Regions from separate parts of the Homo sapiens genome. Here all the other regions are linked to region 1. The links are chromatin contacts, found by Hi-C or POLR2A ChIA-PET in ENCODE. All regions are on one chromosome and are shown on one strand. The core of a region is the stretch at or near the end of the contact, and the rest is flanking DNA. Distances in the headings are between cores, read along the strand shown.

Evidence for each region. A loop is a pair of places that touch in the nucleus more often than their neighbours do. ChIA-PET counts read pairs that join two places held with the same protein, here RNA polymerase II (POLR2A). Pooled maps may share reads with other maps.
Region 2: a map of B cell shows a loop between it and region 1 (15-fold over the local background). The contact joins the promoter of RALB here to the promoter of C2orf76 in region 1. A Hi-C loop is called at or near these places in 5 of 168 maps with a recorded cell type or tissue (B cell, CD4-positive, alpha-beta T cell, CD8-positive, alpha-beta T cell and 2 more), 1 of 37 single-sample maps with no recorded cell type and 21 of 50 pooled maps. POLR2A ChIA-PET finds 5 or more read pairs at or near these places in 2 of 52 experiments (activated B cell and naive thymus-derived CD8-positive, alpha-beta T cell).
Region 3: a loop to region 1 is called in a map of B cell, with 9 times the contacts of the local background. The contact joins the promoter of TMEM185B here to the promoter of C2orf76 in region 1. A Hi-C loop is called at or near these places in 6 of 168 maps with a recorded cell type or tissue (B cell, CD4-positive, alpha-beta T cell, CD8-positive, alpha-beta T cell and 2 more), 8 of 37 single-sample maps with no recorded cell type and 20 of 50 pooled maps. POLR2A ChIA-PET finds 5 or more read pairs at or near these places in 3 of 52 experiments (OCI-LY7, activated CD4-positive, alpha-beta T cell and activated naive CD4-positive, alpha-beta T cell).
Region 4: a loop to region 1 is called in a map of OCI-LY7, with 6 times the contacts of the local background. The contact joins the enhancer-like site here to the promoter of C2orf76 in region 1. A Hi-C loop is called at or near these places in 6 of 168 maps with a recorded cell type or tissue (CD4-positive, alpha-beta T cell, CD4-positive, alpha-beta memory T cell, CD8-positive, alpha-beta T cell and 2 more), 3 of 37 single-sample maps with no recorded cell type and 16 of 50 pooled maps. POLR2A ChIA-PET finds 5 or more read pairs at or near these places in 2 of 52 experiments (activated CD4-positive, alpha-beta memory T cell and activated naive CD8-positive, alpha-beta T cell).
Region 5: a map of ascending aorta shows a loop between it and region 1 (10-fold over the local background). The contact joins the promoter of EPB41L5 here to the promoter of C2orf76 in region 1. A Hi-C loop is called at or near these places in 4 of 168 maps with a recorded cell type or tissue (CD8-positive, alpha-beta T cell, ascending aorta, naive thymus-derived CD4-positive, alpha-beta T cell and 1 more), 4 of 37 single-sample maps with no recorded cell type and 23 of 50 pooled maps. POLR2A ChIA-PET finds 5 or more read pairs at or near these places in 1 of 52 experiments (activated B cell).

Annotation. Positions count from the first base shown.
Region 1 is chr2:119,365,509-119,368,187 of GRCh38, reverse strand. It overlaps C2orf76 (chromosome 2 open reading frame 76), which reads left to right and starts at 1,354. Exons shown (of 6, transcript NM_001322331.2): 1 at 1,354-1,398. DBI (diazepam binding inhibitor, acyl-CoA binding protein) reads right to left here and starts at 1,211. Exons shown (of 4, transcript NM_001079862.4): 1 at 1,128-1,211. The coding sequence starts at 1,136. RefSeq lists enhancers at 91-290, 821-1,150, 1,521-1,780 and a silencer at 1,251-1,400.
Region 2 is chr2:120,251,546-120,254,224 of GRCh38, reverse strand. It overlaps RALB (RAS like proto-oncogene B), which reads right to left and starts at 1,373. Exons shown (of 5, transcript NM_002881.3): 1 at 1,245-1,373. RefSeq lists an enhancer at 321-590 and a silencer at 1,091-1,680.
Region 3 is chr2:120,222,054-120,224,732 of GRCh38, reverse strand. TMEM185B (transmembrane protein 185B) reads left to right here and starts at 1,333. Exons shown (of 1, transcript NM_024121.3): 1 at 1,333-2,679. The coding sequence starts at 1,757. RefSeq lists an enhancer at 377-1,040 and silencers at 1,135-1,295, 1,015-1,384, 1,535-1,734.
Region 4 is chr2:120,176,711-120,179,389 of GRCh38, reverse strand. It overlaps EPB41L5 (erythrocyte membrane protein band 4.1 like 5), which reads right to left. Exons shown (of 25, transcript NM_020909.4): 25 at 271-2,679. Among named protein-coding and RNA genes, the nearest start is that of TMEM185B, 45 kb to the left of the region's middle. RefSeq lists an enhancer at 2,157-2,256. Within about 2 kb of position 1,374, at least 2 of the 41 ENCODE cell types and tissues checked have a DNase peak (open chromatin) inside an H3K27ac peak, as active enhancers do; they include OCI-LY7, where a contact is called at or near this core.
Region 5 is chr2:120,011,749-120,014,427 of GRCh38, reverse strand. It overlaps EPB41L5 (erythrocyte membrane protein band 4.1 like 5), which reads right to left and starts at 1,351. Exons shown (of 25, transcript NM_020909.4): 1 at 1,218-1,351. LOC107985817 (a long non-coding RNA gene) reads right to left here. Exons shown (of 4, transcript XR_001739205.2): 4 at 1,724-2,035. RefSeq lists a silencer at 1,006-1,175.

The DNA of each region.
Region 1 (2,679 bases), core at 105-2,604:
CTAAATGGAAGGGAGAGGAGAGGATTGAGGGCCTCCTCTGGGTGGGAGAGGGTAAGAATCCTACTGTGGCCTGATGACAGCCCAGTTACGGGGATGGAGAGGTGGGAAAGGTGGCACCCTTCGGGCAATGCAGCCCCTGAAGTGTGTCTGCCCCTCCCTGCCCCAACAGGGCAGCTAGAAAGATTCAGCAACACAAGAAGGGGAAGCCCCTCCAGTTCACTCATTCAATCGAAAACCATATATCCAGAGCTCTCACAAACGCAGGCATCAGGTCTGGAAATACAGCAGTGAAGAGGGCAGGCCAAGCCTTCGCCCCCAGTGGGGGTCCCCTCTGCGGGAGAAGCAGCGCGGCCAACTGCCTGGCCACCACCGGGCCAGGCACTAGGGAGTGGCCGGGGCTGCAGCGAAGCCCTGGCCTGAGGACAGACGGGGCACAGTATGCTGGAAACAGCTGAAAGGGGACAGGGCATGAGTGCCGCGGTGTCAGCGCCGGAGCCCGTTGGTCCCCTCCCTCCCCCTGGGGCCCGCGCGTTCAACACCGACCTCTGTCCCAGTGCCCGGATTGGCAGAGGCAGGCGGGAGGAGCCAGAGGTCGCCCCACATAGCTCGGTCTCAGACAAGGGTCTACACTGGAGAGAAGGGAGGGGCCCCTGGGTCACCTCTCCCCGGGCCGCGATTCTCCTCGTCCCGCACTCTGAGCAGCCGGCCCCGTACTTCCCCTGACCTCCAAGCTCTCGGCCACGGACTCCTCGCTTCCCCACTCCGCCGCGACGTCCTGCCCTGTGCTTCGGGATGGGGACTGAGTCTCCTCGCTCCTCCAATCCGTGCAACCCCTTCCCCCATCTCTCCATCAAGCACCCTCGACTCCCACCCCTCTCCCGCTACACAGCGAAGTCCACCCCATGGGCAACTTTCCGGCAGTTGCGGGGTGGGCAGCAGATTTAGAAATCCCCAAACGGAAAATCCCGCTCACAAGGCTCTGTCCAACGAATCAGGGCTAGGCATGGGCCCATGAGCAAGTGAGGGGCACGGAAGGAAAGAGCCCGAGAGCTTCTGGCAGCCGGCTGAGCCCCCAACGGGCCTCCCGCCCGCTGCACCTTCGCAGCCTGGCTGTGCACGCGCTGTACCTGAGACATCCTGGCCGACTTGCAAGAACTCCAGGGAGACAGCGGAGGAGGCGAGGACCAGGAAGCGATCGCCCAGATTGCACTGGCAAGCGCCTTTAGAGGCGCGGTCCACTCGCCCCAACCCTGCTCGGGCGAGCACCGGAAAGCCAATCAGAAGCCAGCTATGCGCTAGGGGCGTGCCCAGCCCCCGCCGCGGCGCTAGCCCCGCCCGAGCCCACGTGGGACCGCTTGCGCAAACGCCGGGAGTAGCCGAAGGGGACGCCGGGAACAGGTGGGGACAACGGAAGTAGGGTGCTTAGTTTTGCTGCCGGGAGTTGGTCGAGAGTTGGGTTCAGTCCTGGCCCGTTGTGGGGACGGCACGCGGGGGAAGGGGAGGGGACGGAGACCGAAGAACGGAGGTCCTTATGTTTCTTTTCTTTCCTTAAATCTTGCCCGGCCTGAAGAGGCCGGAAGTTGCATCTCTGGACAAGTAAACTCTGAGACCTGGGAATGGCGGGCGGGACCCGCTCCTCCCTTGGGGTCTAGAGGAGACCCCCGGAGATGGTCCCTGATGAGCAGCGTGATGGTGGAAAGCTGGACTGGTCTCCCGAAAGGCGAAGCCGAGGCTTCTTCCTCTGAACTTTTGGCACGTTCTTTGACTTGCTTGTGGCCGTAGTGTCAGGCCTGTATTGCACATTTATGTCTGTGGTGCATTTCTCCATCTGGTGCGTTAAAGGCAGGGACGGTGTCTTATTTGTCTTGATTTAACAAACTTGGACGGGACGAAGTGCTCAGCAAATATTTGTTAAATGAATGGCTGTTTATTGAACTCCTGTTGGGTAACTTGCACTGTTCTAGACCTTGGCAGACAGCAGTGAACAAAGCGGGTGAATCCCTGCAATCTTGGAACTTACAAGTAGGGACAGTAGTTTATACAATAAGTTAAATATAGAGTACTTTAGGGGCTTAGAGAGTTGGAAGTTTATAGTTTTAAATGGAGGAGGGGGAGTATTGAGGGAAGGTGACATTTGAGAAAGTTCCTCAAGGAGGGGAGGGAAGATTCCAAGCAGAGAACAAGTGTAAAGGCGTGGGCAAGGAACCAGGGGAAGAGTAGAAAGATGAGGCTGGAGAGTTTTGGCGGTGGCAGACTGGCTAGGTGATGCAGAAGTTGGCCATCACAGGGACTTTGACTGTCATGCTGAGTGAGATGGGAAATCGTAAAAGGGTTTGAAAAGAGGATGAGGAGACGGAGGGGAACGTCTTTGCGAGATTGTTACACAGCCTAATCTCCATGGGAACTGAAAGGAGCAGCACAGGTGTCTGGAAGTGTTTTAGGATCGATGTTTAAGAAGCTAAAGGAAGACTTCTCTGGCAGTGGTTGCAAAGGAGCTGGGTGAAGAGAGGGAAATGATGGAAAATTCTCTGGAGATCATTAAAAAAGCAAAGTCATTCCTCTCTAATTCATAATTTGTGGCAAGAGGGCTGGACTACAAATCTCTGCCCTGCCTACACCTTCCCCCTCCCCAGGGAAGGTAGACGCTTTCAGACTTAACTTGCTAACTTAATGTAGGTC
Region 2 (2,679 bases), core at 124-2,623, 890 kb before region 1:
TGCTGACTCTGGAGCTCAGAGGGGGAAAGATCGTGCTCCACATCACAACACCGGTAAACTCTCAGAACCTGCATCAAACCCAGGTCTTCAAACTCACCCCTCCTGTTTTTCCCAATATGCAGTGCTACCTTTCATGGTCGGCCCATTTCTGGGAACTTCGATACTGTGCTTCTATTGCTCCAGGTTTAAGGAGCATTCTGAGCCTTGACCGGTTCTGAGCTTTGACATCCAACAATCTTATGGCTCTGCTTGGAACATCAGTCATTGACACCTCTAAAAGATTCACTATCCCCTCTGATACTCCATGCCCACCATCCATCCCCAAAACTTCAGAAGAAATGAGGTTAGGAAACCAGGACAGAGCAGAAAGTGCACTGTTCTACAAGGGCTGAAGATGAGTCACAGGTAACCCAGATGAGCAATCAGCCAAGTCTCTTCCACGGCCAATTCATTCAGTCCGCCAGGCACAAGCACTTCTCTCCCGAAGACTCACCTGATAAGAACACCAAAGTTCCAACGTTTCTCGTTGGAAATGAGCACAGAGAGGACACTGCTCACACAAGCAGTGTGGACGCAGCAAGCTCCGCGCCCCGCAACCCTGCACCGAGCACGGTTAACCTCACACTCCCACAGGCGGCAAGAACCGGGACGGCGATGCCCAGTCCAGGCGCTTCCCCTTAGAAGCCCCTTCGCCGCTGGCCCCTATCAGAAAGGAAAGGGGAGGAGGCTGGGGGAGAAACAACTTTATGCTCATTTGCAAGACAGGACCAAAACAAAACCAGCAAACCGAAGCCCTTTAGGAACACCGCCCAGTTCACGGCGCGTGCAAGTTCCGAGGGCAGTTAAGTTTTTGCAACACTTCCCAGCCCTGACCCTGCCCAAGCCGCGGCCGGAGGACTGAGGAAGTGGACGGTCCCGAGCGGGAGGCCCGCGGCAGGAAGTGGAAGCAGAGCCATCTGCGGGATAGGGAAGGAACCGCGGCTACAAGGGAGAGGCGGAGGCCGCCCCCACTTCCTCAGCCCCAGGCAGCCCAGGAAGCCGAGACTCCCCCAGGGAGTCCTCCCGGAGCGGAGCGGGGCCGCTGCCGGGGCGTCGCCCTCCGCCGGCCTCGGGGCGCGACATGTCCTGCCGCCGCCCGGCCACAGCCCGGCACGGAGGGAGCAAGAGGCTGCGGGCGTGCGGCGTACCCCACTCCCCAGCCCGCGCCCCACCCCGCCCGGGGCCCGCGGGCGCCGCGCCCTTACCAGGGACCAGTCCCGCCGCCTCCGCCGTCCGCACCCGGCCCGCAGCTCTTAAACGCGCCCCGCCCCCTCCCGGGGCCGGACCCCAGCCGTCCTCCACCGATTTGTCATTGAGCTGCCGGGCTCGCTTTCCCACCCCCCGAGCGCGCCTCCGGCGTCGCCTAGGCAACCCCTCCTCTCGAGAGCGCGCCCTCGCTTCCGTTCTTGCCCTCTCCTCGGAAGCCACGCCCGTCGGGGGGCTGTCAGCCAATCCGAGGCTGATTTTCCAAGCAGCGGGCGGCCGGGGAGGAGGTTTCACCAATGAGAAGCTGCCCCAGGCACGGGGGGGCGGGCCCAGCGCGCCTGCCCCGTCCCCCTCTGTTTCTCTCTCTGCCCCTCGGACACGCAGCTGGTAACCCTGCGGCAGTGGAGGAGCTGCCCGCCGGTATTGAGGGCGGGTGCGGGTGCACAAGGTGGGGCGCCAGTTGTGGGATTCAGGCCAGGGCTAGGACGAAGTAATGGAAAGCAAAAGCGAAGGACAGACCTGATCATACAGAAACAGAAGAAAATTACGAGGTGGCGAAGAGTGCTGGAGCGCGGCGATGGGGATGCCGCCCGGGGGTCTTGGGGCGGGACTCCACCTGCCGCCACCACTCGCTTCGCTGATGACATCCCATTAGCAGTAATGGAGTTAGTGAGTGCATGGCGGAGACTGGACCCAGGCCGCCTACAAGGGCCAGAATCCCACCCCAGCCATAGCCTCGAGGCAGGAAGTGCAGTGGGCAAGCTCCCTGCCAAAGCCCAGGAACGTGTGATTTTGTATCCAGTACAGCTTCATCTCGGTGGATTTTCCTTCCTAACCACCTCCTCCTCCACAGGTTTTGTGACCGTGCTGACCCCTACGCAGACCTCATGAGAGTCACAAGCCATCGCAACTGACAGTTTAAACGTCTGCCTCTTATCTCTAAGGGAGGGAACTATCTCTTATGCAATGTGATATCCATGGCTGCTAGCACAGTGTAATTAATTCTTTCATTGTTGATCATTGTAAGTTAGGATGCATGTGTATACTATATTGGAGGCTTTGGGCCATGATTAGATTGCTATGTATCTACCAGATCCAGTCCCTCCATCAGCATCTATATCAAAAAGCACAGAAGCTTTACCTTAGTCTTAAGTGACCAACTTAACAAAAAAGTGCAATCAGAAGAATATCCTAGTGTTAGCCTACTAAGTATTCTGTTTTTACCATTCTCATTCACATTTAAAACTTTTATTGAGTGCTAATCGTATGACAGACACTTTGCTAGGTACAGTAAGGAGATGGGGTAGGAGGCTTCTCAAAGAGGAAGCTCCCTAGTATTTATAACCTAGAAGAGGAATCAGACCCAAACCTTTTCTTACGGAGTAACAGTTAAGTGCACAGGTTTGGAGTCTGGAAGCATAGGATTAAAGGAGG
Region 3 (2,679 bases), core at 84-2,583, 860 kb before region 1:
AGGCCCTGAAGACACATCTATGAAGTCAGCCTTAAGGGCTGAGCCTGAGGACTGGTGAAGCTCACTCAGCTGGACTCCCTTCCCCAGGGCCACAGATTGCCTGTGGCTGAAGTGAAGTTGTGGAGAGCGCCTCGGGGGCTGGGACTGTCCGCCCGACACCTGGACACCCTGCTCATGCCCGCCTGGGGCAGTGCTGTGAGGGTGCGGGAGGGCCACTCCGCGGAGGCCCTGACAGGCCATGCGTTCCTCTGATGGCCTGTCCCACTTCAGAGCCCAGGACCTGCGTGACAACATCCCACAGCCACTTCAGGAAAAGAGGACTAGGAGAGACTGGTGAGGGCAGCCAGGGCTCTGCTGAGCAGTGGGACAGCGGGGAAGACAGAAATCCTCCAGGGTCTGCCCAGATGGCCAGAGGGCGAAAGGGGTGCTCCAAATCACAGACCCGCTGCAGCCTTGCCCTTAGACACCACCCAGGTCTGTCCCCCAACTTCATAGACCAGGAAACTGAGGCCCAGAGAGAAAGAGGTGAATTTGCCTAGGTTTCTCAGCTGATGGGTGGCACGGCCTGGACAAGAACCCAAATCTCTTGACCTCTGGTCCAGTACCCTTTTCCAAAGGAAAAGGAAAACATGGTTTTGCGAGAATAACACAGAGACAGGGCCAAATAAGTCAAAATGAGGACTAGACACTTGAAGGTAGGAGCCCTGTATCTGCGACGCGATTCTCTGTTAACCTGCCGGGTGACCTGGGGCAGAAAGCAACCCCCAACCCTGGTCTGGATCCAGTTTCCTCCCGAGTGGGGTCTAACACCCTCACCAGCACCTTCCACTCTGGAGTGAGAGGGACAGGTACAAGAGCGCCGCTGCCGCCTGGGATCTCTGCACAGCCACTTCGCAGGCAGCCTGAGAAACGTCCGTTGCTCCACCAGGCGGAGTTCTGCCCCGCGAGTCTTCATCCCAGGTAAGGCCCCCCCACCTCGTGCCCTGAGTCTACGCGCGGGCCTTTTCCTTTGAGCCAGGGATACACCCGCCGCCGGCCCCCACAGGTCTGCGCTCATGCACATCGCCTTGCATCCGTTCAGTTACCGGCACCCGCTCCCTCGCTCGCAAACTCCCGCACTAGCCCGGCCACCGCCTCTGCTCGCGCGCGCGGGGTGCTGGAGCCTCACCGCGGGCGCTCTAGCCCCGGGCGGGTTCCCGGGAAGCCGCGGCGAGCGCGGGGAGGCGAGGATCCCGGCAGAGATGGGTAGGGTGCCAACGCCCAGGCCCCGCCCTCTCCACCCGGCCCCGCCCCCGCAGGGCCCGCCCCGGCCGGCAGGGAGGATGTGAGCTCACTCCCGCCTCCATGTTCCCGGAGTCGCCTGGAAGCGTCCGCCCAAGGTCGCGGGCCGCTTGGGGAGTCAGCAGCGCGCCAGGCCCCTTCGGGCCCCACACGCATTAGGTGCCTTCTTGATGGGTACGGAGTGAACGCGGGCGGCGGCGGGACCGAGGCAGCGCCCAGTTTGTAACCGCCGCGCCGCCCGTGCCCGCGCGCGCCACACCCCAGCGCGCTTCCGGCCGGGCCACGTGACCGCGCGTGCACGTGTTCCGGCCTCTCCGCTTCGCCGCTCCGAACCTCCTCCTGGTCGTCCCGGCATTCGTCCACGCGGAGCCGGCTTGGGCGGGGCCCGGGAGGCGGCGGCCGGAGAAGCCGCGGAGACGCGAGCGCCGAGCGTCGCGAGGGAGCAGGCCCGGGCAGGCAAGCGGCGGCCTCCGCCATGAACCCCAGGGGCCTGTTCCAGGACTTCAACCCCAGTAAGTTTCTCATCTACACCTGCCTGCTGCTCTTCTCGGTGCTGCTGCCCCTCCGCCTGGACGGCATCATCCAATGGAGCTACTGGGCCGTCTTTGCCCCCATATGGCTGTGGAAGCTTCTAGTCGTCGCAGGCGCCTCCGTGGGCGCGGGCGTTTGGGCCCGCAACCCTCGCTACCGCACCGAGGGAGAGGCCTGTGTGGAGTTCAAAGCCATGCTGATCGCTGTGGGCATCCACCTGCTGCTGCTCATGTTCGAAGTCCTGGTCTGCGACAGGGTGGAGAGGGGCACCCACTTCTGGCTGCTGGTCTTCATGCCTCTCTTCTTCGTGTCCCCCGTGTCCGTGGCTGCCTGCGTCTGGGGCTTTCGACACGATAGGTCGCTGGAGCTGGAGATCCTGTGCTCGGTCAACATCCTGCAGTTCATCTTCATCGCCCTAAAGCTGGACAGGATTATTCACTGGCCGTGGCTGGTGGTGTTTGTGCCCCTGTGGATCCTCATGTCGTTCCTTTGCCTGGTCGTCCTCTATTACATCGTCTGGTCCCTCCTGTTCCTGCGGTCCCTGGATGTGGTTGCCGAGCAGCGGAGAACACACGTGACCATGGCTATCAGTTGGATAACGATTGTCGTGCCTCTGCTCACTTTTGAGGTCCTGCTGGTTCACAGATTGGATGGCCACAATACATTCTCCTACGTCTCCATATTTGTCCCCCTTTGGCTTTCCTTACTAACTTTAATGGCCACAACATTTAGGCGAAAGGGGGGCAATCATTGGTGGTTTGGCATTCGCAGAGACTTCTGTCAGTTTCTGCTTGAAATTTTCCCATTTTTAAGAGAATATGGGAACATTTCATATGATCTCCATCACGAAGATAGTGAAGATGCTGA
Region 4 (2,679 bases), core at 125-2,624, 810 kb before region 1:
CAAAGCTGTGGTGATACTGCACCATGCTGTCCTTGGAATGACCACCGTGCCTTCCAGGATATGCTGGGGATGACCAATGAGGTTTTCAACCTTTGAAAATGCCCCTACTCCCAAATTTACACCACAAAAACATGGAAATCAACCTAAAAACAGTGCGGCTGCTTCTGCTCACTTCCTCAGGTTTGTACCAACAGTGGATCTGGTCTAACTCTGTTGAGGTCAGCATGTAGGAATCACAGTTCCAAGAAACAGAAACAGTGCACAAAAACATGAATGTCTCACGAAGGTTTATTTGAATAGAGTTACATCTAGAGTTCTCATTTCAGTGTACAAACAACTCAGTGCAGTGTTTCTAATACAAGTCATATAAAACTGGAACACACTAAATGAATAGTGCACTTGATAGAAAAATAAATTACACTTTAAATGCTACTGCAAAGTTTTACACATATAAAAGGTAAACACAAAATAGTTAGTGAGACCCTCATAACCACTTATCATATCCAGATAAGGAGATAAAAGGGGCAAAGGAATCTGTGCTATAAAAAAAAATCTCTCTGAAGAGGAGAAATCCTGACAAGTAACTGAATGATCATCTCAAGCAATGTGGTGACATAGGGACTTACAGATCGTATCTCTTAGAACTGGGAAGGAATCATAGCTCTACCAATGTGTTAACACAACCCAGTTCAGCTCAGGGCAAATTTCTATAATTCAAACAAATGTCCTCATACTAACGCCTAATATGTAGGAAAAGTTTCCAACTTTCTTCTGACCACTGAAGAGGTACAGTGTTTAAATTTTTGAGAGGATAAAAAGGACAAATAATCTAGAAATGTGTCTTCTTCAGTCTGCAGAAGACCCCAGGTCTCCAAGCAACCACATGGTCAAGGGCATGAATAATTAAAAGTTGGTGGGAACTCACAAAGACCCTCAGAGCTGAGACACCCACAACAGTGGGAGCTCACAAAGACCCTCAGAGCTGAGACACCCACAACAGTGGGAGCTCACAAAGACCCTCAGAGCTGAGACACCCACAACAGCACCTCGTTCAGCTGCCACATGTGTGAATAAGGATGCAATGTCCAGAAGTGTTGGCTGCCTCCAAGTGACAGGTAACACTGCAGAACCTATCTGAGGACCTGCCAGCCTCCCGTTTCACGCAGCCACTCTGCTGCTCTACAAAGTTTCACATCAGGGGTCAGCGGCTTTGTAAAGGGGACTCCGCAGGAACACAGCTGTGCTGGGGCTGCTGCTGCTGTACTGCGCCAGCAGAGCTGAGTGGGACAGTATTTACCATCTCTGGTCCTTTACAGAACAAGACTGCTGACTCCTCTCAATGACAAGACAAAAACTCTGCTTCTCGAGACTCTTACTTAGAAAAATAGCAGATTTTTCTCTCTGTGACTGATAAATAATTCTGCTAACAAGACTTCTGAAGGAAATCTTCATTTTGGGGCTTAGCTAAGAGAAGAAGAGGTGCAAGTTTTAGCCAGAAGTGAGAAGCATAAGATAACAAGTAGTCCAGATCCAAGAACCCAAGAACAACTCAGGGCTTTCATCCTTAAATCTCCATAGGATATCTGTGATTGTACAAAGGCAAAGGCTAGAGACAAATGTTAGGAGACTATAAGAAATATTTTTAAAAGTTTTTTCTTAAAACAATGTATAAATGTTAAGGAAGTAAGCACACAAGGAACAGAATCATTCCTCTGTTCAGCAGTGTCTCCTGAAGAGTAGGAATGAAATGACCATGACCTCCTGTGTGTCAAAAGATGATGCTACTGACATGTCACAAATTAGGTCTCACTGATTAATTTACAAGTTCTCAGGCAAAGTCTAGAGCAGGTAACTGAAACCTTCACGTCTTATTTTAAACCATCCTGTCAACTCCCACTTCCCCTATCAGGGCTATGAAATGGACTGAGTTGAGGTTCCTCTCCTGTCTGCCCGCAGGGAGGCAGCACTATCTGCTCCCCGCCACCCCACCGTGCTCCGTCCGAGGCGTGCACGGCAAACCCTCAGCAGTGCCCCCGGCTGCCCCTTCTCCAACCTCAGCCCAGTCTCACCAGCCTGCTTCTCACCCACTATCATCTCCAACCTTTCTCTTTGAACCCATCAAGGATGCCGGCACACATGCCTCTCTCTTCTCAAGAGACAGACATCTCCCCTTCCCTACCTGCCACATTCGTAGACCACCTCAGCCCTGCCTCTCCCCACCACACTGTTCTCAGGGGAGCAGAACAGGAAGAGCTGTTACAGCAGCTCTGCGCATGGCAGCAGCAGCAGCTATGACAGGAAACCAATCCCCAACACGCATTTAATCTGTCGGGGCCAATTCAGCATTCAAGTATGAACTTCCGTGTTTGCCACTTCATGTCAGGGCATGAGACAAAGTTTCCTCTGAGCTTGAAATTCAAGTGAATTTTAACAAAGTCCCTACCAATATTCTAACTGTCAAGAATACAGGTATCCAACGACATAAAGGTCACAGACTATGTCCAACTACCTAATTCCTAATTTTAGGAAGTTTAAAATAAGGATGTTGTCACCTCCTGAACTGGATGGGAGATTTAGGTCTTCCAAGGCATAATGCCTCAGCTGCTCTGTGGTGAGCAGCACAACGGTAACCCTGTAGGACATCTACGGTTGCCAAGACACTGAAAATTTGATGCTCAT
Region 5 (2,679 bases), core at 102-2,601, 650 kb before region 1:
TGGCCCAACAGCTGGCTTAACCCGCATCTCGCCTGACACACTAGAATGACACAGTGGAATTTTTGGATGGTAGGTTTATGTGGCTTCCAAAAAACAGTAGTTTCTACTCTAGTTCCTAACTAGAAGGATTTCCTTTAGAATCATAAAATGCAAATTTAAGCAATCCTATCAGAAGTTGGTTAAAAAAAGTACCCAAAACCCAAAAGTTAGTCATGAAATATGTATACTCTTACATGACTGGTGGCCACAATATGGTTGGTTAATTGCTTTTTGATAAAGCAATATAACATACAGCAAATGCCATTTAAGGTAACACTATATTTTGTCCCAGTATTCCCAATAAAGAAAATGCAAGCGAGTAATTCAACAGCAGTTACGCATATCGTTTTCGAATAATGTTAACCTATTTTCTAAAGCCTGCACAGCATATTACATGCACAAATAATCCAACAAGGTTAACTAGAGCTCAGCAACGGGTTATGTTAGAAACTGAGTTAATGCAGTTGTGGGTTACATTACAAATGTACACGGTTATGGGAATTTTCCCCGTAATTCTTTAAAAACTTTTAATATTAGTCTAAAATATTGCCAAACGTTTTAAGAGTTGGGTCTCGCTCTTAGGTAGAATTCGAGTAACCACAGACACAATTAACATTTACACACCAAAGAACCCATCATTAGCACGACAACCGTCCCGGGTGGGGGCGGGGCGGGACCTTCAGACCTCGTCTTTCATGGGAACACACCTGCCTCTCCTTTCCCAAGAGACTGAAGTTTTTCTCAAATACAGGTTAGCTCGAAAAGTCCACCAAGACAGTGACACAAACTCAGTTCGTTTTTCCCCTTCCCTTGCGACTTTTGTCTCTCCCGCTGGACGGCAGCCCAGCGGACCAGCGAGGGGTACCCGCGGCTCGGGGAGCGCGTCCGCTCGGCAAACATTAACCCGGCTGCCCCGGGCCCTCCGCCCCGGCCCGTCGCGCGGTATCGACCGAAACTCGGCGGCCCTGCCTCATTGGCCGCCGCCGCCCCTCCCTCCGGCGGGATTAATGCCCTGCCGGCCCGACGAGAGAGGGGCCGGCCGCCCTAGGGTCTGGGTGCGGCCCCCGCCCGCCTCCCCGGGGACAAGGCCGCTACCGCAGGCGCGGGCGAGGAAGGGTCCACTCGGCTAGGAGCGCAGCGGACTGTACTGCGGCGCCGCCGCCGGGCCTCGCGCTTACCTGAGCTGGGGACGGCGCAGCCCCGGCGACCAGAGCGGGGAAGAGCCGAGCAAGGCTGAGAAAGGGGCGGCTCCTCGGTAGACGCCGAGAAATGGCGCCCACAACGAGCCCACCGGCTCTAATCCCCGGAGGACCCCGACCTCCCGCCCGTCCACCCCTTAAAGCTCCCTCCCAGCTCCGCCCCCAGGGCGGAGCGCTCCGCTCTTAAACGGGCGATGACACCGCCCCGGAAATTGGCCGGCGCGGCGACTGGAGAGAAACCGGCGAGGCCGGGCCCGGCCGGGCTGGAACTAGCGCCAGCAGCCGGGCGTCCGCGGCTGGTTTAAAGGGGCGCTGCCGAAACCCAGTTCCCGCTGCGGCCCTCCGCCCGCGGAGGAGGCGCCCGTCCGCAGACAGACCCCAGTTAGTCCTATCACGAAGGAGGCTGGTGGAGCTGGCTGCTAGATTCATTCATCCATTCGTTCAAGAGATTAAATCCTTCGCAAATACTTATTGAGAGCCTGTCACGTATTTCCTCCCTTTTTCTCCTTTGTAGGGATTAAAATACATTTAAATCTCTGCTGTTAAAGTGACTTTCACTCTACTGGGGAAACAGTAAACAAATAGGTGTCACAAGGTGATTAAGTGTAAATGAGGAAAAATAAAACTGGGAAAGAGAAATAAAAGATTACTGCTTAGCAGAGTGTGGTCAGGAGGGTACTCTAACAAGGTGACATTCAGTCCGTTCATTCTACAGGTAATTGATTGAAGTGCCTACTTACTGTGAGTTCTGTGTTCTAGACACGAGATACGACAGACAACCAAGACAGACAAAAATCCTTCCCGGAGTTTACGTTATAGCAGGAATATAAACGAGACATAAAATAAACGAGATAAATTAGTGAAATTAAATACTGTCAGACATTGGTAAATGCTAAAAAGAAAAGTACAAGTAGGGAATAACCACAGGCAGTGAGGGTTTGCGATTTTACATAGCAGGTCACAATAAGAAGGTGGCATTTGGCTGGGCGCGGTGGCTCACTCCTGTAATCCCAACACTTTGGGAGGCCGAGGCGGGCGGATCACGAGGTCAGGAGATCGAGACCAGCCTGGCCAACACTGTGAAACTCCGTCTCCACTAAAAATACAAAAATTAGCTGAGCCTGGTGGCGTCCGACTGTAGTCCCAGCTACTCAGGAGGCTGAGGCAGGGGAATCGCTCGAACCCGGGAGGCGGAAGTTGCAGTGAGCCCAGATCACGCCACTGCACTCCAGCCTGGCGACAAAGCCAGACTCAGTCTCAAAAAAAAAAAAAAAGGTAGCATTTGAATGAAGACCTAGAGGAGGTGTGGGAGGAACCCTGTGGCCATCTGGGGAGAACCGAAGGGAACAGCAAGGGCAAAAGGCCCTGCAAGGGGACAGGTCTGTCTTTTCAAGGAAGTCCAGTGTGGCTAGAAGTGAGGAAGCAAGAGGAAGAGGAGGTG